2 separate regions of the Homo sapiens genome follow, and region 1 is linked to region 2. The links are chromatin loops, found by intact Hi-C in ENCODE. Cell type or tissue: HepG2. All regions are shown on one strand. Each heading gives the region's core, and the rest is flanking DNA. Links, peaks and the distances in the headings are about the cores only.

Region 1 (8,339 bases), core at 183-8,182, 53 kb before region 2:
ACAAGGGTTGGAGAAATGAAAGTTTATAGTAAAAGGCAATGTTCTGCCTCCCACAAAATTGCACACTAAAGGGTAGCATGGACATGCTGTGGAAAGAGAATTCAATCAGGAGTCTTGATTAAGACTTCTCTGAGTTTTAGTCTATGGATAAGCAAAATGGACATCACGATGCTTGCCTTACTGATTCCACAGGGTGGTTGGGAATATCAACGAGGATAATGTTCATTAAATTGCCTTGTAAATCTTCCATACCACTAAGATGATGATTAAGGTGAAAGGAAACAAAATCAGCACCATCAGGGTCAGAAACAGGCCTCTCTTGCTACTTTTAATTAGAAAATTCACTTATCACATGCATGTGCATAGGTTGTACTCACTGGACTTCATCTTAGGTTTAAGTAAATTAATTTCACATCAACTATGTTTCATACCTTTGTCAGGTCTACCAATAAACTGCCCAAGTATCTCCATGTTCCCAATTGTAGCAGTGGGGGTACTGAATTTTTCACCATTAAAATTCAGTCTCTGACCATTACCCAAAAGTCATCAAGGTCAAGGGCATTAATACTGTTTTCTCTATTGTTCATGTGCAGAAAATAGGAATACTTCCCCAAATGTTACTATGAGCCCAAACGACTTTTACGCTCCACAGTTCTATCTTACTGTTACCTATTGTTATCATTTTTGCCAGTACTGTTAATGATAATAAGGGAAACCAGGCAAAATATTCAAGGAATATGGTGGAGGCTATGAACTTCTGTCATCAGTTAGCTACTACTATGTAACAAACTGCCCCAAAACACAGTGTCTTAAAATAATAAATATTTATTTAGCTTGCAATTCTGCAGTTTGGCATTTGGGGATAAGCTTGGCTGGCAGTTCTTCCAGTCTCTGCTGGGCTCCTCATGTGACTGTGGTCAGCTACAGCCCACTGGGTAGCTCAGCTTCTGGGAGTTGGCCAGCTATTGGCTGAGGCTTCTTCTCTATGAAGTCTCTCATTCTCCAGCAGGGAGCCAAGGTTTGTTCTCATGACAAAGTCAGGAGTCCAAAAAAAGAGATTGGAAGCATGCAACTTATCTTGAGGGCTAAGATTTTCACCTCTGCCACATCCTATTGGCCAAAGCAAGTCACAAGACCTGTCCAGATCCAAGAAATAGAGAAATATGCTCTGCCTCTTGTTGAAAAATTCTTCAGTCTCATTGCAAAGAGTGTGCATACAGAGATTGGTGAATAGTATGCCTGTCTTTGCAATCAATCTACTACAACCTCAAAGAGGTGTATGGAATTCTTCTCTCCTCTTTGACCCTAGACACTTATGAAAACAAAAAGTTAAGGTGAACTCTCTGTGTTTGTTAGAGTGGGCACATGCCAGTATCCTTCCCCTTTAATGGTATTCAAAAGAAAAATCACGGGGCTCAGTGGTCCAGCAGCCCAACGGAGGATTTGAGAACCATGAGCAGAGTGATTGTAGCTAGGGCTGAGGGTGGCTGCTGACAGCCTCTTGATAAGACTGACCTTAATCCTGAAACAACAAAACTAATCCCTCGTATTCAAAGCAATAGGGTTTCAGCCACATCATTAACCCCTAAATACCCAGAACTTGAAAGAAAACATTTCAAAATGTACAAATAAAACTGGATCCTCAATTAGCACTTGACAAATACCCTTATTCTGGACAATTCTGTGTTTATTTTCCTTTCTATCTTTTATTTGTTGCTATTTTGTGGAAATTTGCGCTGAAATTTAGGGAGGAAAGGGGTCTTTCTTTTATTTTCCTTTCCTCCCCACCTTTTCTGTACAAAAATACAGTGTTCTCTTTACTAAGGGGACAAAAAGGACTGATTACTCAGGGTTGAAAAAGAAATTATGTGTGTCAGAGACAACTTAAGTATACACAAGATATATCCTGGGTGTCTGGGGGTGTGGGGTGTGGGAAGTGGCTGCTATCTTCCGAGGAACTGTTGTACTTCTTTAAAGGAACCGTGACAACTGCCAGTTTAGGAAAGATGAGGCAAGTGCTAATGGTATGTGTTTTTAAACATCCAGAGGCTGTGGAGATAGAAAGCCCTAGAGACCTAAATCTGTACTTTCATTTGTTATTAAAGGCAAAACTCCAAACTAGACCAAACAGACTCTCCAAGGGGCTAGAGCTTTTATACCACTCCACTAAAAATTCACTTTGTTTTCAATGCAGATTGATTTGACCACGACAATGCCCTATTTAAATTTCTACTCTCAGGGCTTTCATTTATATACATTAAATGCAAATAACCTACTCAGCGCTGAAAATAATTAACAGTTCTTTAGTCAAGATAGCTCTTCCAACTATCTCAACATAATTTTATTCCAGAGCAATGATTTCAAACCAAGAAGAAACTTTGGAGTACCTTGGAAGTGCTTTTCTCAAGTTAGGGGATGTTACAGGTTGCTTCCTTAGGAAACAAAGCCTGAAATAGAGGAATAAGTTTAAGTAGTTTATCTGGAACTGTGACTCCAGGGAGCAGGAATGAGGGATGAAGAAGTGAATGGTGAAAAAAGTCATTGGAAAGCCAATGGAGGCATGAGTTATGGAGTTAGCCACCTGCACGTTTGATTCTGTGAGACAGCTGGGAAGCCTAGGAAATGCATATTAGGACCATCTGCCTGGGACAAGAAAGGGAGCTGCATTTGCCCCTCAACTCCCAACTCTTTCTGGTCAAGGATTGCCACACTTTGTTTTCCACAATTATCAATTTGATTGTGACAATGGCCCACGTAAATTTCTACTCTCAGAACCTTCATTTATATACCTTAAAGATTACCACAGGGCAGGGTGTTTACTTCCCTGTTCTGGGTTGTGTGCATGGATGACAACGGGTTATTTGCAAGAATGTCCTGCACCAGAGGACTAGAAAAATTCCAGGGCAGAAGGGAGGGGTGGGGCTGCAGTGGGGACAGTCAGCTCACACTTCCGTAAGGCTGGTTGGACCCTGTATGAAACTGATTGCCACTGTTGTGGGTCGAATAAGAGACAGGGACAAGAAAATTAGAAGGCGTGTTTAAGAAGCATCTACTGTGGGAGGGAAAAGAGGGAGAGACCACACAAGCAGGGCACCTACCCAGGGTACTGCATCTCATTGTTCAGGTTGCATACAGTAACAGCAGCTCCACATTCGCCTGTTCCATATATAGGGTTTCATCGAAGATTTTGTTTGAAAGCATTCACTGTTAAAAAAGAAGAGGCAAAAAAAAAAGAGAGAGAGAGAGAGAAAGAAATCTTTAAAAGCCTCTGTTCTAGAATAATTTAGAGGACAAATAAGATGAACTCAAGAGTAGATGGAAATATTAATATATAAATATTCTAAATATTGGTAGTAGATCTAAGGTTTTGGATGACAGATAATAATATCAGGAAAGGTGTTTTTTGGTTTGTTTTTGGTTTTGTTTCTTTTAATCCTAAAGACCCAGAGGCAATGAACCAGATAGTTTAGCATGAAGAGGAAGAAAAGGAAAAGGAACACCAAAGAAGATAGAGTCAAGCAATTTTGACAAAATGGTAACACGGAAGAGAATGAGGAGAACTGCCATTATTAGTTAAAAAAGAACAAGAGTTCGAGATCAGCCTGGCCAACACGGTAAAACCCTGTCTCTACAAAAGATACAAAGCTTATCCGGGTGTGGTGGCCGGTGCCTATAGTCCTAGCTACTCGGGAGGCAGAGGCAGGAGAATCGCTTGAAGCCGGGAGGCAGAGGTTGCAGTGAGCCGAGATGGCACCACTGCACTCCAGCCTGGAGCAAGACTCTGTCCAAAAAAAAAAAGGAACTAGAGAAAAAAGTATAAAAAGAAGCTTTTAAATAACAATGGTTTCTGAAGGATTGGAGGACAGAGGCTGTTTACAAACTCAGCTCTCCCTTGCCTCTTCAGGCTATTTCTAGTTCATCTTCCCGAAATAACCTGTTCCTTGTTTGCTCTCTCTTTCTTTATTCTCACAGCCATCACCAAGTTGCCCTTGAGTACACCCTCCTACACCACAAAGCTGTTCTCATCCTGGGTCTCAGCTCATCCAACACTGCTCCAAAGTTCAGCAATCTTAAACTCCATATATGTCATTCTCTAACCAAAATAGTCATACCTTCACTCTCTCATGTTCTTTCTTATGTCTTTGCACTTGCCCTTCAAACTAACCTAAACTTCTAATGTCTGCTTCTAAGTTTTCTCTCAATGACCCCAATTTCCAATCCTGCCAAGAGCTCCAGTGTGTGACAGCCTCCACTCTTGGGTCACATCTTCCCTGTTTTGCCCTTCAATCCTGGACTATAAATCCCAAACTCTGGATCAATAGAGTTCTCTGCCTGACCCCTCCTTAGGCCTGGGGTCCTTGGGAACACAGGAAAATCCTGGACTGGTACCACGGAAAATGTATGATCCCATTGAAGTTCTCACGCCCAGCAGGTGGCAGTGTAAACTGGTATAACCACTTTAGAAAACCATTTGGCTGTATGTACTAAAGCTGTATGCATACACTGACTTGGCAATTCCATTCTTAAGTATCTATTAAACAGAAATACAGTGGTCCTTTTGTATAGGCAAGGGATTAGTTCTAGGACTTCTGCTTCTACCCAAATCTGTGTATACTCAAGTCTTGAAGTCAGTCCTGTGAAACCTGAGTATAGAAAAAGCCAGCCCTTTGTATCCTTGAGCTTTGCATCATATGAACACTGTATTTTCCATCCCCATTTGGTTGAAAATAATCCACATGTAAGTGGATCTGTGCAGTTCAAACCCAGGTTGTTCAAGGGTCAACTGTATATACTTTTGTTCACCCAAAGACAGGTACTAGAATGTTTGTAGCTCAAACTGGCATTTATCCACATGCCCATCAACAATAGAATGAAGACATAAATTTTGGTTGTTTTCACATAGAACACCTACAGTAAAGAGAATAAGTAAACTACAACTACATGCTGAAGCAACATACGTAAGTCTTATTATCTCAATATAGGATGGAAGAAGCCAAATACAAAAGAGAGCACGTTGTTCCATTCCATGTGTATAAAGTTCAGAAACAGGATAAATGAGTCCATAGTGTTAGAAGCTAGAATAGTGGTAATCCTTGGGGGAAATGGTTAGTGACTAAAGATGCAAGGGAAGCTTCTGGGATGCTAGTAATCCTGCTTCTTGATATAGGCGCTGGTTACATGGGCGTGTTCAGTTAGTGAAAGTTTACTGATCTGTGTAATATGTTACATGTGCACTTTTCTGTATGTATGTTATATCTCAACAAGGAAGTTCAAAATAGTTACCAAAATGACAAATATATATATATAGGCATAGGTTACATAATTGCTTCCCAATGTGAAAAATGCTCCCTGCAGTAGTACAGCACCACGGTCTGCAATTATAAGGCATAAACCACTTTCATTTCCTGTCCCTCCAGTTTCAAAATGTCCCTTCCCATCTATGCTGTACTGCCTTCCTGTATCAGTCAGGCTCTTAGAATGCCTGGGTAATGTAACAGGACTTTAATAACAGCGACTCTTTATAAAGGTGTGGGCAGGTTTAGAGAAACCAAGGAGGAGAGTGCAGTCCCTTGGGACTAGCAACAGTGGGGGCCCTTCCCATCCCTAGTCCCAAAGAGGCAAGGAAAGGGAGCTGTTTCCCTGAGCCTAGAAAAGGTAGTTTTCCATGGAGAGGACACCGTCTGGCTGGAGCTGTGGCCTTTGGTGAAGGGATGGAGCCAACCTAGGGCAACGTGGAGAGAGAAAACTGAAAATAAATACCAGTATCCCTCTACTCCTGCCGTCTGATTTCTTGCCTTTCTGATGGCTCCCAAGGGCCAAAGCCTACCAGAAGCTAGTGGATGGGAGTCAGTAATGAGGTCCACACAAATTGGCACTTCCAAGACCCAGAACAGGGTGGAAAAGGGTAGAGTGTTGGTTTGGAGCAATGAGTGAGGGCTTCAAACACATTCCCTCTCCATAGGTATCTTTCTCCAGTCACACTGACTCTACTGAGGCTGTTGTAGCTGCATGAAACAGTCTTACTAAACGTCCCTCAAGCAAAAGGAAGCTTGTGGTGAAGGTCACACAGAAGAATTGAAATTAGAGAGTCATGGAGTCTTCTCTTCCTCTTGCTTAACGGCTATGTGGTACTTCCACTTCTATCTGTTTGTCTTTATATTCTCACCAGTTTGGCTACCTCATAATGTTGGCTAAAGAGAACCAACCATGTTTTCTCCATTTACTTTTTTCATCTCAACCTTTCAGCTTCTGCTTTCATTGCTTTTCTCCCTCATTCTTGAGATGTTTTCTACTGAAATTCCCACAGAAAGGAATCCAGTTAGTTCCCCCGCTTAGGTTCACAACAGGCAACATCATAGGTTGCTGAGCAGCCTATGTTTGGATTGGCTGAGCTCAGTCATGTGCTCACCTTTGGTCCAATGAGCTATTGATGGAGAAGTTGGTCATGTGACACAAAACATGGCTACCTAAGTAGCAGGAGCTGTAGTTGGGAGAATGGGTGCAGTGAGTGAGTACCTGTTGATATGTACGTAATCGTCTTAAATCACTAGTGTCTAAAATATTTCCTTTTTGGTTTAGATGCTCTCAAAACAGAGACTGACATATGCTCTTGGATTCAGGTAGTTTATTTAAGAGGTGATCTCAGAGAGCCAGAGTAAGAGATCTTTTAAGAAAGAAAGGCCACCGTAAGCATTGTTGTCAAGGTCACCACTCTGGGCAATGGGGCTCAATTCCATGGGACCTCTGAGAAGTGTACAGAATGCCTCTCAGTATTGGCCACCCAAAAGATGGGTGGCAGGAGCATTTATTAATCAGCTTTCATCCCTGTACCTAAAGGGTTATTTCTAGAGGTATTAATTTCCCCACACTGCCACGCTTGCATCCACAGGGTCGAGCAAACTCTCATTGATGCCCATAGCATTGAAGAAGCCCTGAGACAAAAAGGAAAACCCAAGGTACACACTAAAGGCAAGATGCCTCCTGCTTGAAGTGAGTCAAAGCCTGCACAGAATTGTCTACCCATCCATGGCTAAAGTCAGTGCTAAGACCAAGAAACCATGGATAGTTCAAATATCATGCAGCAGTTAATAACCATTGTGGTTTTCATTTCTTGACTCTCAGTTTTCCTGTCCATTCTCTACAGTCTATCTTCCATCCTTCTTGACCTTTATGAAACCCTCACTCAGGTCACCATAAAATTCATCATACTTTCTGGGCACAAAACAAAGAAGTAAAATTTTTCAATCCTCAGCTACTCTGGTCTCCTGGGATATTTGATATTGTTAACCTCCAACTTAAAAAAAAACTCTTTCATCTGTTTTTGCAAAACTGCTTTCCCCTGGGTCGTCTCTGGCTGCTCTTTGTCAATCTCCTTCGGTTTTTCTTCCTCTGCACATATTTTAGGTGTCTGCATTTCCCTAAGATACTAAATTGGGTTTGCTTCTCAAAGTATACAAACCCAACCTTGCCTATAATAGCTTCAGCTACTACCTTTATGCAAATGATTCCCAAACCTAGATGCCTGCTGCAGGCTCCTCTTCTGAGGCCCAAAACCACATTTCTGCCTGCCTACTAAACACCTCCTTCTAGCTCACCCACAGGCACTTCAAACTCATCATGAACCACCATGACATGCTCACCACCGCCCCCTTCTAAACTTCTCTGCCTTGGGACTGAAGCCAGGAACCACCCCCTCATTAAATCAGTCACCGCGTCTTGTCTATGCCACCTCCGAATATCTCTTTCCTCTGCCCCCTCCTTTCCCATGGCCATATCTGGGAGAGCACACACTCAGTATGAGCCTACCCAGTTCCTGCTTGGGTCTCACTTCACCCTTCATACCACTCCCAGACCATGGTTAAAAAACCATCAGTCTGATCAGTTTATGCCTCTTCAATCCTCCAATAGTTACCTTTAAGATGAAGTGAAAATTCTAGCACTATGTATGAAGCTATTCCTGATCCAGTGGCTGCCACCAATTAGGACTCATCCATTACTATTGCTCTCCAATTTACTAAGATAGTTGCAGTATCTGAAAGGATGTGCTTTTCCCACCCCACCTTGGCAAATACCTGCTCATCTTGGGGACTTTATTCAGGCAACTGAAGTGTTCAACTTCCCAAGGCAGATTTAAACACTCCCATTTCACTCTTCTCAGAGCACCCTATACAATCTTCAAGTATAATATTTATTATATGTTGCTTTGCAAATTTTTTCATTATGTTTGTCTCTTTTATGACACTGTAAACTTGTGTCTGTTCCTATTGCTGCATAACAAGTAATCATGAAATCTCAGTGGCCTACAACAATAAGTATTAATGTCTCACACTTCTTCAGTA
Region 2 (8,339 bases), core at 130-8,129:
GCATAGGTTATATACAAATACTACATCATTTTATCTCAGGAACTTGAGCAACCTCCTATTGTGCTATCTGGGGTGAAGGGGGGTTCTTGAAGCTACCGAAGGACAACTACATTGTAATGAAAAATGCTCCTAGCACCCTTATCACTCAGGAAATTACAAGAGTTTCAGAAGCCCTGTGCCAGGAACTGTGAGCAGAGACCAAATACACATTTCTTATGATGTCATTGTCATCTCTCTGTCCACTTAGGATTTGTGCACTTTTCTCTATGTATGCCACTCATTAACAAAATTTACATTACAAAAAACCCTGTGACTATCTTAAAAGTGATATAGACTTCTGAGGTGCTTTGTTTTTCTATTCAGGAAGGTATTTGTGAGGAAGAAATGATTTGCTCTTGAATATTTAACCTATCTTTGTCAGATCTCAGGTTAGATTCACTCTTTAAAAGATGATGGTAAAAAGAAAATCCTCAGGAACATGCTGAGAAAGAAAAGCACCATGCTTCTTTTTAACCTTTTTTACCTTTCTTCTTTTTTGAGACAGGGTCTGGCTTTGTTGCCCAGGCTGGATTGCTGTGGTGCGATCTCAGCTTACCGCAGCCTCAAACTCCCTGGCTCAAGCGATGCCCCCATAACTTCAGCCTCCCAAGTAGCTGGGACTACGGGCATGTGCCACCACTCCTGGCTAATTTTTGTATTTTTTGTGGAGACATGGTTTTGTCATGTTGCCCAGGCTGGTCTTGAACTTCTGAGCTCAAGTGATCTGCCTGCATCGGCCTTCCAAAGTGCTGGGATTTCAGGCATGAGCCACTGCGCCTGACCAGCACCATGCTTCTTAAAGGAGGGCCACAGCCTTCCACTTTCCGTCTCCTTTCCACTAACCTGTTATGATCCTTGACCAAAGGCCAATTAAATAATCAGAGGAGACCCAAGAGATCCCTCTCTTCTCCCTCTGAAGAAAAACAAAGAGCAGAGCGGAACTGAGGATTTGGGATGTAAAATTAAAAGATCTAAGAAGAGGCCATGAGATTTATTTTTATTTTCTTTTAAATTTATTTTTATAGAGACAGGATCTCACTATGTTGACCAGGCTAGTCTTGAACCCCCAGGCTCAAGTGATCCTTTTGCCTTAGCCTCCTAAAGTGCTGGGATTATGGATGTGAGCCACGCTCTGCCAGAGATTTCTAAAAGGCTACAAAAACATTGGGTCTATTTGAGGGTGGGCCAAGGCATCCTGACCCATCCACCACTCAGCACATGGACAAAGATGAATTAAAAGAATGAGGGGAATAAAAGGGAGTCAGCTGTGAACTGGGAAATGAATCAGCCTTGGAAATAATTAGCTCACATACGCAGTGCCATTTCTAGGTGTTCCCATAGCTCTTTATTATTTCCCTCATTCCATTCTCCCTTAAACTTTATCTCCCAATCCAAATCAGTCTCATTTTTGTTGCAAGGTCTCCTGGTTGGGAATCTGAGCCTGGCCCCCGAAGAGCAAGAATTTTCATCTACATGCAGCTTGCTTGTGGAAAGAAATCTGTTAAATGAGCTTTTTCAGTGTCTACCACTGCTGTTGTTCATTTGTTTCCCTTCAGCTTTTCCCAGTTGGTGCTCATTCCCTTTAATTTTTTACACCAACTTGTACCTTGTTCTTGGAATCCACACTCTCTTATCCATACTGTCCAAATAGAAAAAGCTGTGAAAACTAAGTTTTTTCTTAAACTGAATGGAAAACCGGAACTCACATGAGGCTGTTTATAATGTCAGTTTATCTCACTTACTGTGAATTTTTGTGTTTTATTGCAGAGACTTAAATGTGTTTATTACAGGATGCTGCTTTAGATCCCCCTGGAGATGGAATGCAATATGCAATATATGCACTGTATTATCTTTCTACAATCCAAAAATTTCAAATTCCAAAGCACATCTGGGATTGCAGAGCTGTAATCAAGAATTTTCTTCTATAATGGAGATAAACTTGTTCAGCTGCTGGAGGGATTGGGGTTAAATTTAAGCAATAGTCTTATGGCCATAAGAGTGGTTAAACACAAATAATTTCTCCCAAAGACTGTGTTAGGTTGAGAGATCAAAATCAATCAATATTTAACCTAGAGTTCAAACTTAAAAGTCAATTTCTAGCTGTCTACAGGACTCTGACCCTCACACATCAGATCTTTTTCCTAGTGGTAAAGTAAGGGGGTGGATGGGGAATGCAACTCAACACACTGGGGAGAGGCGTCATCAGGTCAGAAAGAAGAGAAAATAAAATATTAGTCTTTTGGCAAATTTTAGGTTTTTTGTTTTTTTTTTAGCCGGATTTTCCTCTCGTTACCCAGGCTGGAGTGCAATGGCACAATCTCGGCTCACCGCAAACTCCGCCTCCTGGGCTCAAATGATTCTCCTGCCTCAGCCTCCCAAGTAGCTGGTATTACAGACGTGCGCCACCACACCCAGCTAATTTTGTATTTTTAGTAGAGACGGGGTTTCTCCATGTTTGTCAGGCTGGTCTCAAACTCCCAGCCTCAGGTAATCTGCCCACCTCAGCCTCCCAAAGTGCTGAGATTACAGGCGTGAGCCACCATGCCCAGCCTTGGCAAACTTGATGTGTCTGAAGCAGGTGATAAGAACTTAGTTCCAGGAATGGGTTTGGTGTGGATTTCATAAAAGACTGGGTTTTTCAGAGGGATGGTACCCATTTACCTCCTACTTAGAAGGCTCCTCATCAGCATCAGCTGGTTAGAGACAGCGAATAAAACACAACTTTCAGTTACAGTATTTTCTAGGGCAGCGTGTCTCAGACTTACCGGTACACACAAATCACCAGGGCATCTTGTTAAAATGCAGATTCCAGTTCCTTAGGTTGGGTTGGGATTGAGATCCAGCATTTCTAACCAGCTGCCAGGTCCTTCTGTTGCAAGGTCAGGGCTTTTTAAACTTCAACTTGCGTATCCTGCAGGGCTAGTTAAACACAGCCCCACCCTCAGAGGGTCTGATTTTGAAAGCCTGGAGTGGGCCTGAGAGCCTGTGAATTCCTCCCAAGTAATGCGGCTGATGCAGGACCACATTTTCAGTGTTTTCAAGAAAAAATTAAATAAAACAAGCATGCCATTCTTTCAGGAGTATTATTTATTTTTATTTTTATTTATATATAATTATTGTACATATTTCAGATCTATCATTAATATCTGAATATTCATTTTTGAATAGAGGTAAGCATCTAGATCATTTAGATATAACCTGGTGTGAAAAATCTCCTTGTAACCTTTATATGTTAAAATGCTATCAGTAAGTTGGAGTATAAATATATATTCATTATTGTAGGAGTTTAAAGTGCTACTATAATTAGTGATTGTGAAAGCTGAGGATTTTACCTACAAAATCAATAATTTAAAGCTTTCAAGTAGTTAAGTCAAGCAAGATCAGCAGCTAATAGAAATCTAGTAAAAGAGAATGTCTTGGCCAGGTGTGGTGGCATGCACCTGTAGCCCCAGCTACTCAGAAGGCTGAAGCAGGAGGATTACGTGAGCCCAGGAGTTCCAGGTTGCACTGAGCTGTGATGGTGCCACTGCACTCCAGCCCGGGCAATGGGGCAAGACCCTGTCTCTACAAAATAAAGTTACAAAGAGAGAATGCCTCTACTAGATAACTTTAGGAACACTCCATCCTTTTTGAACCAACAAATGTTTACACAATTTTAAATAAGAATGGAAGGCAGAATAAAAGGATTATATGTAAAACATATTTGAAATCTTTGCAGAATTATTAGATTATTATTCATGACATTAAAATAACCTTTAAAAACTGTATTTTTATTTCATGATTAAATTCCATTCCACCTATGAGTTTTAAAAGAGAACAGTCTACCCCGGAAGTTCCTTCTAAGTTGGTGATAGTTGGCTTCAGTCTGATATTTATTTAAACACTAGGCCAGTTAGCATTCAACCGAAATGAGTTTTGGCACACTTCCAGCACGAATCTTAAGAAATGAATCAGCGGAGCTCCCAAGATCATGGGTCAGACAATGCCCTTCCACCCCACTGGAGAAGCCCCAACCTCCCTGCCCAGCTCCCCTGCTTGGCACTCTTGTGGAATCTTGTGGAAAGTTAAACCAGTCTGTTGATTTCCTTTCTTGTGAAAGTTGGGTGAGGTTAGGGTTGCCAGATTAAATACAGGATGTTCAGTTAAATTTGAATTTCAGATTAACAATACATTATTTTTCAGCGTCTGTTCCAAATATACGGGACAAAAGAAGGCTTCCCCTCCGTGTGCCTTCCAAAGGTTTGCTGAAAATTAGCTGGCAATAGGCAGATTAGTAGGAGAATAAGACATACAAACTTATTTAACATGCATAAGCACAGGGGAATTCTGGAGGATGATTACTCAAATAACCCAGTGAGGTCCAGATGCATATATGCCCGTCTTCATAGGGGAAGAGGAGATGGGGATATAGGAGTGAATAATTTTTAGTGCGGAATGAATGGACCTGGGTGGCAGGCAGTATCTTGTAAATGATTCTCTTTGGAAATTGATTGGGACCTGAGAACAAACAATGGTTTGGGACAAAGTTTGCCTGGGCTCTAGACATGGTGTTTAATGTTCAGTCTCTTTCTCTGTGATATGAGTTTATCTCTTCTCTGGTTGATGAATTTCAGGGAAGAAATCAAAGGCAATTGTGCAATTTTTTGGTATGTCTGGTTTCTAGGCAGATAAGGGAATTTCAGAGAATAACCTCATCTTGTGCTTTGTGAGAAGTGTTGAGAGACAGGATCGGGGTGGTTGGTGAGATCAGAGAGATATTGAGGCTGCTTCCTTTGTTCTGCACGCCAAAGAGCCATATTTAGGGGTGTTGTTTTATGAACCCCAACATATCCAACATGTGGAACATTCCTGTATTTTTATTTGCTATATTTGGCAACATTAGGCGAGGTACCAGCTGCAGGAAAATTATCATAAGATATTGTCTCTGAAACTCAACATTTCTTCCCTTGTAACATCAAATGGGAGACATGAAGAGGAGAATGATAGTTTCTTTAAATTTATAAGGTATGGTATAAAAGCAATTTGCCAAGGGCTCCATTTTTTAGTGTAAATTTCATCTAGTCTTTAAAACACTGGTTAAAAACTGAGGAAATCTTAGTTCCAGTCCCACTTCCACCATAGACTGGGTTTGACACGTTGAGATAATTATTGATCTTGTTTCATGGCTCTAAGACACCAATGCTTATCAAATAAACCATTTAAAAAATGCCACCAGGAGAGAAAAAATGCTGCCAATTAAACTATGACACAATACTAAAACACCATTGATGTGTGAAGATACATCTTTATTTCAGAGATATTAAAATGTGAGGGAAAAAATGAGCATCTTGGAATTCACAAAGCATGATATTTTGACTTGCTTCACTTATATAATGAAGATAATTATCATTTTCCCTACCAAATACATATAAAGATTAGACCAAGAAATTAATAATCAGCTTTTGTTTCACAGTCTAGTTTTGAATTGCATGACAGGGAACTTTAGTTTCCAATATAGAAAGTTTTCCAGTGACTGAACCTGTAGAAGTAGCATAAAGAAAAGTGAAAATGTCTTATAGTTTGTTTGAAAGATTTTTTTCAGTTGTAGGTCAAAATTATCTGAGTCTTTTGATCCACTAGTGTAGAATCATCTTTATGGTTAGAGACAAATGTCATTTAAACAGGAAGCAGCTGAATGCAAGAGTTTGTGTCATCTGCCTGCTCATCTATCCTTTGATCTGTTGATCCATTGACCCACTGATCCATCTACCCATCCCTTATTCATTCCTACCTCCATCTTCTATTTATCCATCCATCCATTTATTCATTGAATAATCCACCCAACATTTATTAAATTTCTATTCCATGCCAGATAGATAAAATTTGAGAACACAGAGATTAAATAGTTCTTGCATTCAAGGAGGTGCCAATTTTTTAAAAAAGTACTGAAATCCTCTACTTACTAAGAGGTCAGATCTTTTTGCATCCAAAAATCTCAGGAAAATAGCTTACACCTTCTCTTATGTGGACTACTCCCTTTCTCTGGTCAGGACTCAGAACACAGTATTACAAAGTATTGTGATACTTTTTGGAACACTGAGTATTTTTGAGCTGAAGGAGATAGGAAGGACCTCAGAAGCTAGAAGGTTTCCCTGATCTTCTCCCCCCATCCTGTCTCTCACCCCTTTTTCTTCCCCAAAGCAAGCCATAAGACCTTATGACCTACCTTTCCTGAAAGTAGATCATAATACTCTCATATGACAGATGTCCTGGGGAAAGGAATGCTACACAGAGAGACCAAGAAGAAGCTGAACAAAGAGACTTTGCTGAATTTCCTCCTCAGTTTATTACTAGATCATGCACTTTTTGTCCAGTCATGTTTCTCCTCAGCTATCCACTTATTTCATCAGACTTAGCCTAAAAATACAGTTTTCCCTGCATCTTTCGGTCTTCATTTCTGAAGATTCCATGTCATATAAAACTTTGATTAAATACATTTGTTACATTTTTCTCTTGTTAATCTGTCTTTTGTTATAGACGTGTCAGCTATGACCCCTGCAATGGGTGAGGAAAAGGTATTAACTTCTTTTTTTCTTTTTCTTTATTATTATTATACTTTAAGTTTTAGGGTACATGTGCACAATGTGCAGGTTAGTTACGTATGTATACATGTGCCATGCTGGTGTGCTGCACCCATTAACTCGTCATTTAGCATTAGGTACATCTCCTAATGCTCTCCCTCCCCCCCTCCTCCCCCCGACAACAGTCCCCAGAGTGTGAAGTTCCCCTTCCTGTGTCCATGTGTTCTCATTGTTCAATTCCCATCTATGAGTGAGAACATGCGGTGTTTGGTTTTTTGTCCTTGCGATAGTTTACTGAGAATGATGATTTCCAATTTCATCCATGTCCATACAAAGGACATGAACTCATCATTTTTTATGGCTGCATAGTATTCCATGGTGTATATGTGCCACATTTTCTTAATCCAGTCTATCATTGTTGGACATTTGGGTTGGTTCCAAGTCTTTGCTATTGTGAATAGTGCCGCAATAAACATATGTGTGCATGTGTCTTTATAGCAGCATGATTTATAGTCCTTTGGGTATATACCCAGTAATGGGATGGCTGGGTCAAGCGGTATTTCTAGTTCTAGATTCCTGAGGAATCGCCACACTGACTTCCACAATGGTTGAACTAGTTTACAGTCCCACCAACAGTGTACAAGTGTTCCTATTTCTCCACATCTTCTCCAGCACCTGTTGTTTACTGACTTTTTAATGATTGCCATTCTAACTGGTGTGAGATGGTATCTCATTGTGGTTTTGATTTGCATTTCTCAAAAGGTATTAACTTTCTTACCCGTACACGTCTCATTGACTATTCAAAGCCCACTCATTTCTTCAAAAGTCCGCTCAAATCCTCCCACTCCATGAAGTCTTGCCTTATGAATCTCCCCCTTTTCCAAATTCCCAAATTGCTTAAAGTATTTTATTTGGCTCCTAATTGGGCATTGAATGAGTAAAATATATAGTATGTTAGATAGTAATACTAGCTAAGGAGAAAAATCAAGCAGGAAAGAATACGATGAATATCCAGAAAGGAGGAGGTTTGAAGTTTTAAATAAGGTGATCTGTGAAAGTCTTACTAAAAAGCAGAATTTTGAGTAGTAATCTGAGTTAAGCAAGGGGTGAACCATGTGGGTATAAGGGAGTGAAATTCCAAGCAAAGAGAACAGCTAGTACAATAGCCCTGAGGTGGGAGTGTATCTGATATGCTGGAGGAACAGGAAGTAGGCCATTGTGATTGTAATGCAGTGAATAAAAAGATGAAGTTGGACACTTTGGGAGGCCGAGGCTGGTGGATCACGAGGTTGGGAGATCAAGACCACCCTGGCTAAAAAGGTGAAACCCCATCTCTACTAAAAATACAAACAATTAGCTGGACGTGGTGGCGGGTGCCTGTAGTCCCAGCTACTTGGGAGGCTGAGGCAGGAGAATGGCATGAACCCGGGAGGCAGAGCTTACAATGAGCCAAGATTATGCCACTACACTCCAACCTGGGTGACAGAGCGAGACTTTGTCTCAAAAAAAAAAAAAAGATGAAGTTGGAATACGAAATCAGAGAGGTAAGGGAACTAGGCCTTGTAAGGTCTGTAAGTTTTACTAACAACCTTGCATTTTACTCTGAATGGGATAGAGTGCCATTGGAGGGTTTGAGAAATGACATGATCTAATTTATTTATTAACTAATTTTTAACATACTCTCTTTGCCCTCTGTGTTGAGAGCAGACTGTGGGATGAGGCAAGGGTGGATGTGAAAAG

The links. Hi-C counts contacts between places; a loop is a spot of excess contacts. Peaks named below come from ENCODE experiments on the same cell type or tissue, not always from the same donor. Only the 100,000 strongest peaks of a DNase experiment are listed, where the experiment ranks them.
Region 1: it touches region 2 in a loop (2.3-fold over the local background); 5 of 110 quality-filtered maps call a loop at or near these places.

The regions. Positions count from the first base shown.
Region 1 is chr20:10,312,402-10,320,740 of GRCh38, forward strand. No RefSeq gene overlaps it. Among named protein-coding and RNA genes, the nearest start is that of SNAP25-AS1, 97 kb to the left of the region's middle. In HepG2, for the core only: a CTCF peak has its summit at 4,440 (motif pointing right); a DNase peak (open chromatin) is centred at 4,430.
Region 2 is chr20:10,365,911-10,374,249 of GRCh38, forward strand. No RefSeq gene overlaps it. Among named protein-coding and RNA genes, the nearest start is that of MKKS, 64 kb to the right of the region's middle. In HepG2, for the core only: no CTCF peak of the experiment used is centred there; DNase peaks (open chromatin) are centred at 2,151, 2,927 and 4,641; H3K4me3 peaks cover 2,391 bases.